Linked DNA regions of Homo sapiens: region 2 is linked to region 1. The links are chromatin loops, found by intact Hi-C in ENCODE. Cell type or tissue: HepG2. All regions are shown on one strand.

Region 1 (5,000 bases):
GAGTGGAACTGGGACTCAATGGTGACCTATATTTAAAGACATTGAGGTGCCAGAACATCCTTGGTGTGTTGTAGGGGATGGGATAAGAAGGCTTAGGGAGATGTTGGAATAGATTTGTTATAGACAACTCGCACACTCACCCACCCAACCAACCACTACATTCTCCAAGGGGGCCCAGAGGACATTCCCTTCACTATGACATTGGGAAATTCATTAGCGAGGGGACCACTACTATCCTTGAAGACTTGGTGGTGGCTCTCCTCTATTGGCCACATATGAAGATAAGAGATGACACCACTGTGATGGGCTCCTTAATCCACTGGGAATCATGGGATCCCAGAATAGCAGAGGCCAAGTGGTAGCATCCAACTGCCAAGGGCAGAGCAGGGCACATACACTGTAATGGGCAGTAAAATGGAGTAAAATGGTGGACATCACTGTGTCTTGACTCACAGGAATCTTGTCATTGGCTAGTTGTCACAGTGTCCCTAGGACTGAAAGAGATGGGCATCTTACTAAAATGCTGTGTGCTTTATGTAACAGGGAAAACTCCATATCTGGTGTCTAGAAGCTGATTTCAATCACCACAGTGGACAGCCAGAATTTCTTGTCCATTTTCAGACCTAGTATTAACCCAGAGCCTCTTCTTTGAAAGGACGGCTGGGTCCCCTTAAAGAAGGACTCTTTACAAATGTATCCTATAAACCATCCTGTAAGCCCTCCCCAGAGGGACCTCTGACCGTTTACGAGAGTGAACCACCATAGCCCACAGTCAAAGTCGGGGAATACAGCACTCAGGGCCCAAGTTCAGATCACAGAGCACACATCCTGTGGTTACTTCCCCACTTCCTAAATAGAATAGATGCACTTGGCAACCAGCAAAATCCCAGCATCAGCTCTGTGACACAAAGTGGAAGGCCCTGGAACTTCCTTTCTGACCAGGAGGGTAAAATATCTGCTGCCAGTTTCCTCACAAATAATTGAAAGAGAATTCATCTTGCCAATGGGAGAATTCACTTTCTTAGAAGGCAGCACAGCCTAGTCTCATAGGAGGAAAGCACCTGCCCCCTTTTTCATGTCTTTGGCCTTTTTCCTTTCAAAATAATAATGTACCATTATTGTGCTAAGAGCACTTGATTGCTTTCTGATCCAGATCAACAAAAAATTACACAGCAAGTCCTTCTTTAACACCGTGGATAGGTTCTTGGAAACTGACTTTAAGTGAGACAACGTATAACAAAACCAATTTTACGTAGGCTCATTGATACAGACAAGAGGTTAAGTTCCTATGGCATATTTCTGGTTATAAAAACGTTACCAAACTTCTAAATAAAAACCCCAAATACTTCTAATCATAAACATTAAAATGAATGTGAACTATAGGTACATTTAAGAAAAATTAATAAGAACAAGATAATTATTACTCAGGGTTGCAAGAGCTGAACCCTATCTGAGCAGCTCAGAGCACAAGGCAGGAACTGACCCTGACCATCGCAGGGCACGCTCACACACACCCACAGTCACTCACACTGGGACCATGCAGACACGCCAGTTCCCCTCAGTGGTGCACATCTTCAGGCATCTCCTGGAGAAAACCCACACAGACATGAGGATAACGTGCAAACTCCACACAGACAGTGGTCCTGGCTGGAGGTGGTTTCCTTTTTTCTCATCAATGTTGTAAAAAAATCGCGTTGAATGTGACAACTTTATTCAAGGACCTGCTGTAGCTTCTTCCCCCACTTATTCTCAAATTTCTTCCATACCGGGGAGGGGTACAGGTCTCAGTTCATCTTGCCACATCACATCCCTAATCTGTAGATTCACTGATGCATTGACTCATTTGTTCTTCATCCAGCAAGCTCTCAGAAGGCTCGCTGTACACCTGGCCTGTGCTGGACACTGGGGAGTAGCTGAGGAAGCCATGCTCTGTGTGCTCAAGAAGGTGGCCCAGGTAGGGTGGATAGGGAAGCAATTTCAGCTCAATGAATGTTACTACTGAAGAGTATTCGGGGAAAAGAGAGTCAAGGAAAGCTCCTGGACAGAGCACTTCCTAAATTAAATTTCAGAGAGCCAGTAGGTTTTGGCCTGGAAGGATGATACAGAAGGGGAATCCACATGGAGGGAACAGTGTATGGGAAGGCATGAGGACCAGAGAGAGGACAGCACAGTCAAGAGCAGGAGCAAGCTCAGCACAGCTGTGGTGTTGTGTGGGGTGTGGAGACATAGGAGGGGAAACCTGAGACGTCAGTAAGAGCCAGACCATCAGTCTTTCCTGGCCAGCTGAGAAGCTTGGAAATAGTGCAACCTAGGCTTGGCCACAGTAGAGCAGGCCTGTATTGCTTTCTGACAGACAGAGACTTCACAAGTGGAGGGGAAGGGGACAGCACGTACCCACCAGGGGCCACAGGATGAGCCTTTTGGAAAGTCCTTCTGGTTCTCCTTTCCTGTGTCTCACAGGCTGGAGTGCAGTGGTGCAATCATAGCTCACTGGAGCCTTGAACTTCTGGACTCAAGCAATCCTCCCACCTTGGCCTCCCAAAGTGTTGGGATTACAGGCATGAGCCACTGCACCTGGCCCTTCCTGGGGCTTCTATCCAAATGTAAGGTTTGTGCTGGGACCACGTGTAGGAAATTGCCACCTTGTGGGTAATGCTGGAATTACAGATCTAGAAATGATGATGTTCCTTATTTCTGAATTCAGTATGTATTTGCTAATAATTACAAGCCACAGTGCTGGAATAAGGAGTCTATCAGGTGGAGAGAACAGAAATGCATACAGAAGTCAGTGAATGTTCAGAGGTATGCCTGAAGCAATAGGTTGGTGAGGGAGGTCATGGAAAGCTACAGAGATGACACCTGCACTGAGTCAGGTAAAAAGGGGTCTTTGGGGGCCATATTCACTTTCCATCCTGCAGCGCAGAATAGGAGAGGACTCACTCAAGGTCACACAGCTCTTCAGGGCAGAGCTGGGGCAAGCACCCAAGTTTCTCGGTATGTCAGCCCAGAGCTCTTTCTTATACATGGTTGGCCTTCAGTTTAAATGGGTCCCACTCCTGGTGCTCTAGAAATGGCCTTTGCAGAATCTGATCTTCCGCTCCTGCCTGTTCACAGGCCCCATCATGGTAACTGGTCACAGCCAGCTTTCTGATGCAGTAATCTCTTCCTTTGTGATCTGAATTCTGTCTGTGTGAAATTGCAAAACACAAACTCTCCCTAGGGTGAATACTGTGCTGAAGCCAGGATCTTGTCCTCCCTGGGAAGAAGAAACAAGGTGTGTCCCAAGAGCATTTATCCTCAGGGACTAGCATAGTCCTTGGTACATAAGTACTTTGAAATTTTTGTGATGTGAATGAATGAGTGAAGACAGGGGAGGTGGATAGGCCTGAGAGGTTAGTCCCAGCTCTCCTGTGGGCTTATCCAGAGTTGAGTTTTCTCTAGAATAGTCTGGAAAGATTAGTTGGGGATAGATTACAAAGGTCGCTGAATGCCCAGCTAAAAAGATTGTCTTTCTTCTACTAGCAGAGGGGAAGCAAACCTGTTAGAGAACAGGGAAGGAGCAGGATCAGAATATAGGTTGGTTTCATTCCTTGTCAAAGAGAGAAAAATAGTCCCAAGTCAAAACTCTATCTGTCCCAGAAAGCCATTGATATTACTTTGTGAACCCAAAAATATCGGAGACAGGTTTCAATCAGTTTAGAAAGTTTGTTTTGCCAGGGTTAAGGACACACTCGTGATACAGCCTGAGGAGGTGCTGACGACATGTGCCCAAGGTGGTCGGGGCACAGCTTGGTTTTATACATTTTAGGAAGAGATGAGACATCAATCAACATGTGTAAGAAGTACATTGGTTCTGTCTGGTGTGGTGGGACAAGCCAAAGTGGGGGCTTCTCGGTCATAGGTAGATAAGAGACAAATGGTTGCATTCTTTTGAGTGTCTGATTAGCCTTTCCCCGAATACACAGTTTACATGTGAGAGGAGGGTAGAGGAATAGTCACTTATCCCTTAGTCTGGCTCAGTGAATCTGCACTTTTACATAAACAATAGGGTAGAGGAAGCAATCAGATATGCATTTGTCTGGGGTGAACAAAGGGATAACTTTGAGTTCTGTCTGTCCTTTGTACTGCACGTGTGAAGATAAGCCATCAATTTACATAGCCAAGGTGAAATTCAACAGAACTGTTTTAGGGTAAAGACCCTGAGGCCCACAGAGAATTTCCTTGTGGGTAAATTATGAGAAAGGTATGTAGCTTTTTTTTTAAATTGAAGCTTTGTGGCTATCTTATTTAGAAATAAAATGGGAAGTAGATTTGCCTGACTTAGTTCCCAGCTTGACTTTTCCCTTTAGCTTAGTGAGGGTCTGAGACAGATTTTCCTTTCACAACTTAATGAAGAAATTGCACTAGGTCTTCTAGATATCTGAGTTTTTTTGTTTCTAAAGTTAGTAATTAAACCATATCTCTAGAGAATAACTAGAAGCTGGCCTGTGATAAGCTTACAACACTCAGGAAACAAGCACAACCTTTGTGATACACTGTTGAATTTCCTTCTGTGACATCACCCAGGCTGTGAACCCTGCTACATACAGGGCCCCAGTACAGTAACTCTTCCTAACCTGGGTCTGGTGCAGTCAGTAATCTCTTTCCTCACTCTCTGCCAACTGCAGCACCATTGCATTAACTCCTGGAAAAAAGTCGGTAGTGGAGTGCTATAGGGCTCTGTTCTCGTCAATGTTTTTATCGGTAACCTAGATGAACTCAGAGTATTCAAATGCCCCCAAAGAAATTAATATACGTTGGATAGGAAAAGCAATATTCAAAAAGGCTTGCATAGCTTAGCATGGTGAAGAGAAATCAAATGTTGAAATGTTCTGGAGATACATGTCAAGTTCTATGTTTGAGTTCAGCACAAAAATGAGAAAGCCCAAGAGAAGGGAAATGAAATCTATCATGCTGGTTTCAAAAGGGTCCAAGCCTGGAGCATGACAGCCCCTCAGAAG
Region 2 (5,000 bases), 390 kb before region 1:
AGGAGCCATGACATGGTGTGACTGCTTCCGCCAGAGGTGTGGACATGTGTACACAGAGGAGGGAGGGGTGGGAGGTCAGGAAGCCTCCCAAATGGCAGGACAGCTGAGCTGAACTTAAGAGGATGAGGAGGATAAAGGTGTGACACACAAGTGAAGACACAGAGGCATACAGGTGAGCCTTGCATCCTGGCACAAGGTCAGAGGTTCCCAGCTGGCTGTCATGGAAGGGATGGAGTAAAAAGAAGCCTTTCCAAGAGGTAAGGGTCAGCTGGAATGTCAAGCTATGAGTCTGGACATGATAGAAGCCATGGGTAGTGTCTAAATGATGACACGTCCAGACTCACTTTTGGAAGACAGAAGATAAAGGACAAATCAAAAGGGTCAAGACTACAGCCACATGGGATATCAGGTATGGAACTTTTCTTCTAGTAACATTTGTAAAAGCCACAACGACCAGGTGCGGTGGCTCACGCCTGTAATCCCAGCACTCTGGGAGGCTGAGGTGGGTGGATCACTTGAGGCCAGGAGTTCGAGACCAGCTTGGTCAACATGGTGAGACCCCCCCCACCCCCAAGTCTCTACTAAAAATATAAAAATTAGCCGATAGGTGGCGCGCACCTGTAATCCCAGCTACTCGGGAGGCTAAGGCAGGAGAATCTCTTGAATCTGGGAGGTAGAGGTCGCAGTGAGCCGGGATTGTGCCACTGCGCTTCAGCCTGGACAACAGAGTGAGACCCTGTCTCCAAAAAAAACAAAGCCACAACAATAAACAATTTGACAACATATCAATTTCCTACCACTTTGTAATGAACCTGACTATACAACGTGAGATCCTACACAGCACAACACAGGTACAATAAAAACGGTGCATTTTAAAAAGACGTATGTTTTTTGACATGAGAACGTGGGCAACTTCTGTGCAATGTAAAGATTGATTAAAGATCTTCTAGCGTGTCTAGGCCAGAGACAGCTTGAAAGAAACCAAGAGGGAGTGGGGTCAAAACAATCAGGTCAAAATGGGTATGTATAAAACACAGAGATTACAAGTTAACATGGGTCATGATTATGAAAAGAGGCACCAGGCACAGGTGGCTCACGCCTGTAATCCTAGCACTTTGGGAGGCAGAGGAGGGCGGATCACCTGAGGTCAGGAGTTCAAGACCAGCCTGGCCAACATGATGAAACCCTGTGTCTACTAAAAATACGAAAATTAGCCAGGCGTGGTGGTGTGTGCCTGTAATCCCAGCTATTCAGGAGGCTGAGGTGGGAGAATCGCTCAAAACCGGGAGGCGGAAGTTGCAGTGAGCCGAGATAAGAAAAAAAAAGAAAAGAGGCACCTAATGTTTTCAGCCAGGGTTGGGCAAAGCTTCACTTCTGTAAGTAAAGCATTGCTGAACGTGGCCAGGCCTGCTCATTTATATATTGTCTGTGGCTCCCTGAAGAAGTGAACAGAGGCAACAGAAACCGTGTTGCTGCAAAGCCTGAAATACTATTTGGCCCTTTACAGAAAAAGTTTGTGACCTCTGTGTTAGACACATAAGAATTGAATACAGGCAAACAAGAACAAGCAGTTGCCCTGAGGGCAATATACTGATGCTCGAAGCCCCCCCGGGTCCTCCTTCTCCGAGTAGGGCCCTCAGGAGACACCACATTCCTCTGAACATCTTGGGTGGTCAATCTTCCATACTCTGGAGTGGATTTAATTTCTAGAAACTGCCCACGGCTTTTCCAAACCAATTTAGGTGAAAAGGTGGGTGATCACGCCAAGCAATGAAACATACAAACTTGCCAGGGGCAGGACGCAAGCCTCTAACACGGAAGGAATTGAAATCGCAATGAGATGTGGCTTCATTGTAAAGTTGCACAACTTGGTTTCTTGTGTCTCATTAATTGGGGACAACAGTCATATAATGTTTGGGCCTCGGCCTGACAGGCCTGACAGTAAAAATCCCTTCGTCGCTTGTGGCTTATGACTACCTCTTACAAGACAAACCACATTCCACAGGAACCTGCGGTCTGGAGAGGGCTGTTAAGGGCTGTCCTGGGAAGTTTTTGGAAAAGATGGGGCCTGGTGAGAGAAAAGAACACCTGGCCTTTTTACAAATGCAGACACTGTGGCCCAGGGAGGGGAGGGGCCTTGCCAACATCACCTAGCCATGGCACCTCAAGGTTCAACGTACCCAAAGTGGCCAGTGTTTCAGGTTCAGTGCCAGCTGTGGGGGATGAGTGAAAAATGAGTTCATGTTCTCCAAGAGTCCAGTCCCTGGTATCCAGATAACACAGGAATGTCAATAAAAACAGAGAAGTTTGGCAGGCCTTGGGTATGTCCCCTGACCTCTCCAAGTCTGCTTACTTGTATGAAAAATAGTATCTTCCTTACACAATTCCTGTGAGGACTCCAATGAGAGATGTACCTGAAGCACCCAGCAGAGTATAGCATACAGTAAGTGCTCAACTGAAAGCAGCTAATCACTTCAGGCACAAGGCTGAGCTATTTTCTAGTTGCAGCGGTCCAATCTTCTTACCCACAAGTGTGTACACACACCTCCCCTTCGGTGCAGAAAACTGGAGACTGCAAGGCTTCACTGAGCACCTGTCCTGTGTGAGGAATGGCCCTGCCTGCCTCCAACAGGGAAGTTAACAGAGGGGAAAACTGCAATCTGGCTCTGGAACTGCAACATTCCTACCCCTCTTGGCTAATGCCTTCAGCAGGACCACAATTATAAACACAGAACTAACAGGAACTGAGAAACAGCAGCAGATCAAAAAGCAGGTTGCTCTTGCTTTTGGAGGATGTGAGACAGATTTCTTCCAAAGAGGCAAGGGAAAATCCCCCATCTTTACAGGTCAGGAATAGCGCCAGTAAATCCCTCCACTTTGTCCTTTCTCCTTTCATGGAATAGCCCAATGCGCCAGTGGGTGTTAAGCAAACAAGGGTGTGAGTTGCAGCTTCCTGTGCCTGACTATGCAGTTCCCGCACAGGTCCTTGCCCGAGCTAACGCTGTGGCCCCGGACACAGACAGATAAAGTCCCGATCGAACACTAAGGGCCAAAGCTGGCACCAATGAGCAAGCCTGGTGAGCTTATATAACAAAGGGCTTGTCACCACTTCCTGTGATCCTCATCGCCAGCATTCCAACACAATGAGACACTCAGCGGCTTTGAAGTTCAACAACTCATTCAGATGGCCCCAGCAAAAACTCTGCTGGGAGGTGGAGAGCCTGTGCTCCCTTACCTCACCTTCTCATCCCCCTCCTCACGTTGTGCTTGCAATGTTACCACTTCAAAAAAATTTCCAATAGTAATTAAATGATTTGCATTTGTTTTTAAAAACTGTAAAATATTCCAACCTTCCAGCGATAACCAGTGTATACATTTTGGTCGATTTCCTTCCAGTCTTTTTTCTACATATGTCGGTGGGAATGCAGTAATTGGAAAAGAATACAAATATTCATCATTTTTTATATCCTGCGTTTAAAAAAGTATTACTTCTGGCCAGTTGCAGCAGCTCATGCCAGTAATCCTAGCACTTTGGGAACTGAGGTGGGAGGATCACTTGAGTTTGAGATCAGCCTGGGCAGCACAGTGAGAGCCTGACTCTACATAAAATTTTTAAATTAGCTGGGCATGGTGGTGAGTGCCTGTAGTCCCAGCTACGTGGGAGGCTGAGTCTGGAGGATCTCTTCAGCCCTTGAGGTGGAGGTTGCTGTGAGCTATGATGGCACTGTTGCACTCTAGCCTGGGTGACATAGCAAGGCCCTGCCTCAAAATAATAATGATAAATACACATACAAAAAATGAAAAAGTATTACATTGTTGAGTGTTTTCCATCTTAACGATATTGCAGTGGAGTTACTCAACTCAGCTTTTGTTGGCTGTATTCCCTCTCACTTTAGGCCACACGTTAGCCACTTCCCATGGCTGGATATTTAGGTAATTTCCAGTTTTTGGTTTTGCCAAATGTTTTAGGTGCTTTTCCCTAGGAGGGCACCACTGGGTTCCCAGGGTAACAACTTTTAAGCCTCTCCATGTTGCTCTCTCACTGTTTCCAGTCACTCTTTTTGACCTAAAACCAAGTCTACAACATTTTTAGGGCAACAATACAGTCTATTCACAGGCACCTTCTCAGCTCATCTCAAGACAGAAACGAACATCCTTTTTATTTATTTTTGAGACAGAGTCTCGCTCTGTCACCTAGACTGGAGTGCAGTAGCGCCATCTCGGCTCACTGCAGCCGTAACCTCCCAGACTTAAGTGATCCTGCTACCTCAGCCTCCCAATTAACTGAGACCACAGATGCATGCCACCACACTTGGCTAATTTTTAAATTTATTTTGTAGAGATGCGGTCTCCCTATGTTGCCCAAGCTGGGCTCAAGCGATCCTCCTGCCTCGGCCTCCCAAAGTGCTGGGATTACAGGTGTGAGAGCCCAGCCAATATCCTCACTGAAAACAGGCTCAGATGGGTGTGGTGGCTCATGCCTGTAATCCCAGCACTTTGGGAGGCTGAGGTGGGCAGATCCCCTGAGGTCAGGAGTTTGAAACCAGCCTAGCCAACATGGCAAAAGCCCATCTCTACTAAAAGAATGCAAAAATTGGCTGGGTGCGGTGAGGCGCGCCTGTAATCCCAGCTACTTGGGAGGCTGAGACAGAAGAATCGCTTGAACCCAGGAGGCAGAGGTTGCAGTGAGCTATCGCACCACTGCACTCCAGCCTGGGCAACACAGCAAGACTCAGTCTCAAAAAAACAAACAAACAAAAAACAAAGCAAAAAAAAAAAAAAAAAGGAAACAGGCTCAGAGAGGTCAAGTGACTTGCCCACAGTCACAGTCTGACCCTGAACCCAGACTAACCCTGGGCACTAACACTGGCCCACACTGCTTCCCTCATAGGCCCCTAGGCAGGCCAGTATTTCAGCAGGTACCATGGGTACTTTTTTTTTTTTTTTTGGAGACAGAGTCTTGCTCTTGTTGCCCAGGCTGGAGTGCAGTGGTGCAATCT

What was found. Hi-C counts contacts between places; a loop is a spot of excess contacts. Peaks named below come from ENCODE experiments on the same cell type or tissue, not always from the same donor. Only the 100,000 strongest peaks of a DNase experiment are listed, where the experiment ranks them.
Region 2: it touches region 1 in a loop (5-fold over the local background); 1 of 110 quality-filtered maps calls a loop at or near these places.

What each region holds. Positions count from the first base shown.
Region 1 is chr9:38,430,478-38,435,477 of GRCh38, forward strand. The region is part of intron 2 of LOC105376041 (a long non-coding RNA gene); the gene reads left to right. Among named protein-coding and RNA genes, the nearest start is that of IGFBPL1, 8.5 kb to the left of the region's middle. In HepG2, a CTCF peak has its summit at 2,634 (motif pointing left); DNase peaks (open chromatin) are centred at 2,624, 4,094 and 4,574; H3K27me3 peaks cover 522 bases.
Region 2 is chr9:38,044,868-38,049,867 of GRCh38, forward strand. The region is part of intron 1 of SHB (SH2 domain containing adaptor protein B); the gene reads right to left. Among named protein-coding and RNA genes, the nearest start is that of SHB, 22 kb to the right of the region's middle. RefSeq lists enhancers at 2,075-3,068, 2,339-3,538, 2,985-3,279, 3,069-4,062, 4,063-5,000. In HepG2, no CTCF peak of the experiment used is centred here; DNase peaks (open chromatin) are centred at 2,294 and 3,064; H3K4me3 peaks cover 799 bases.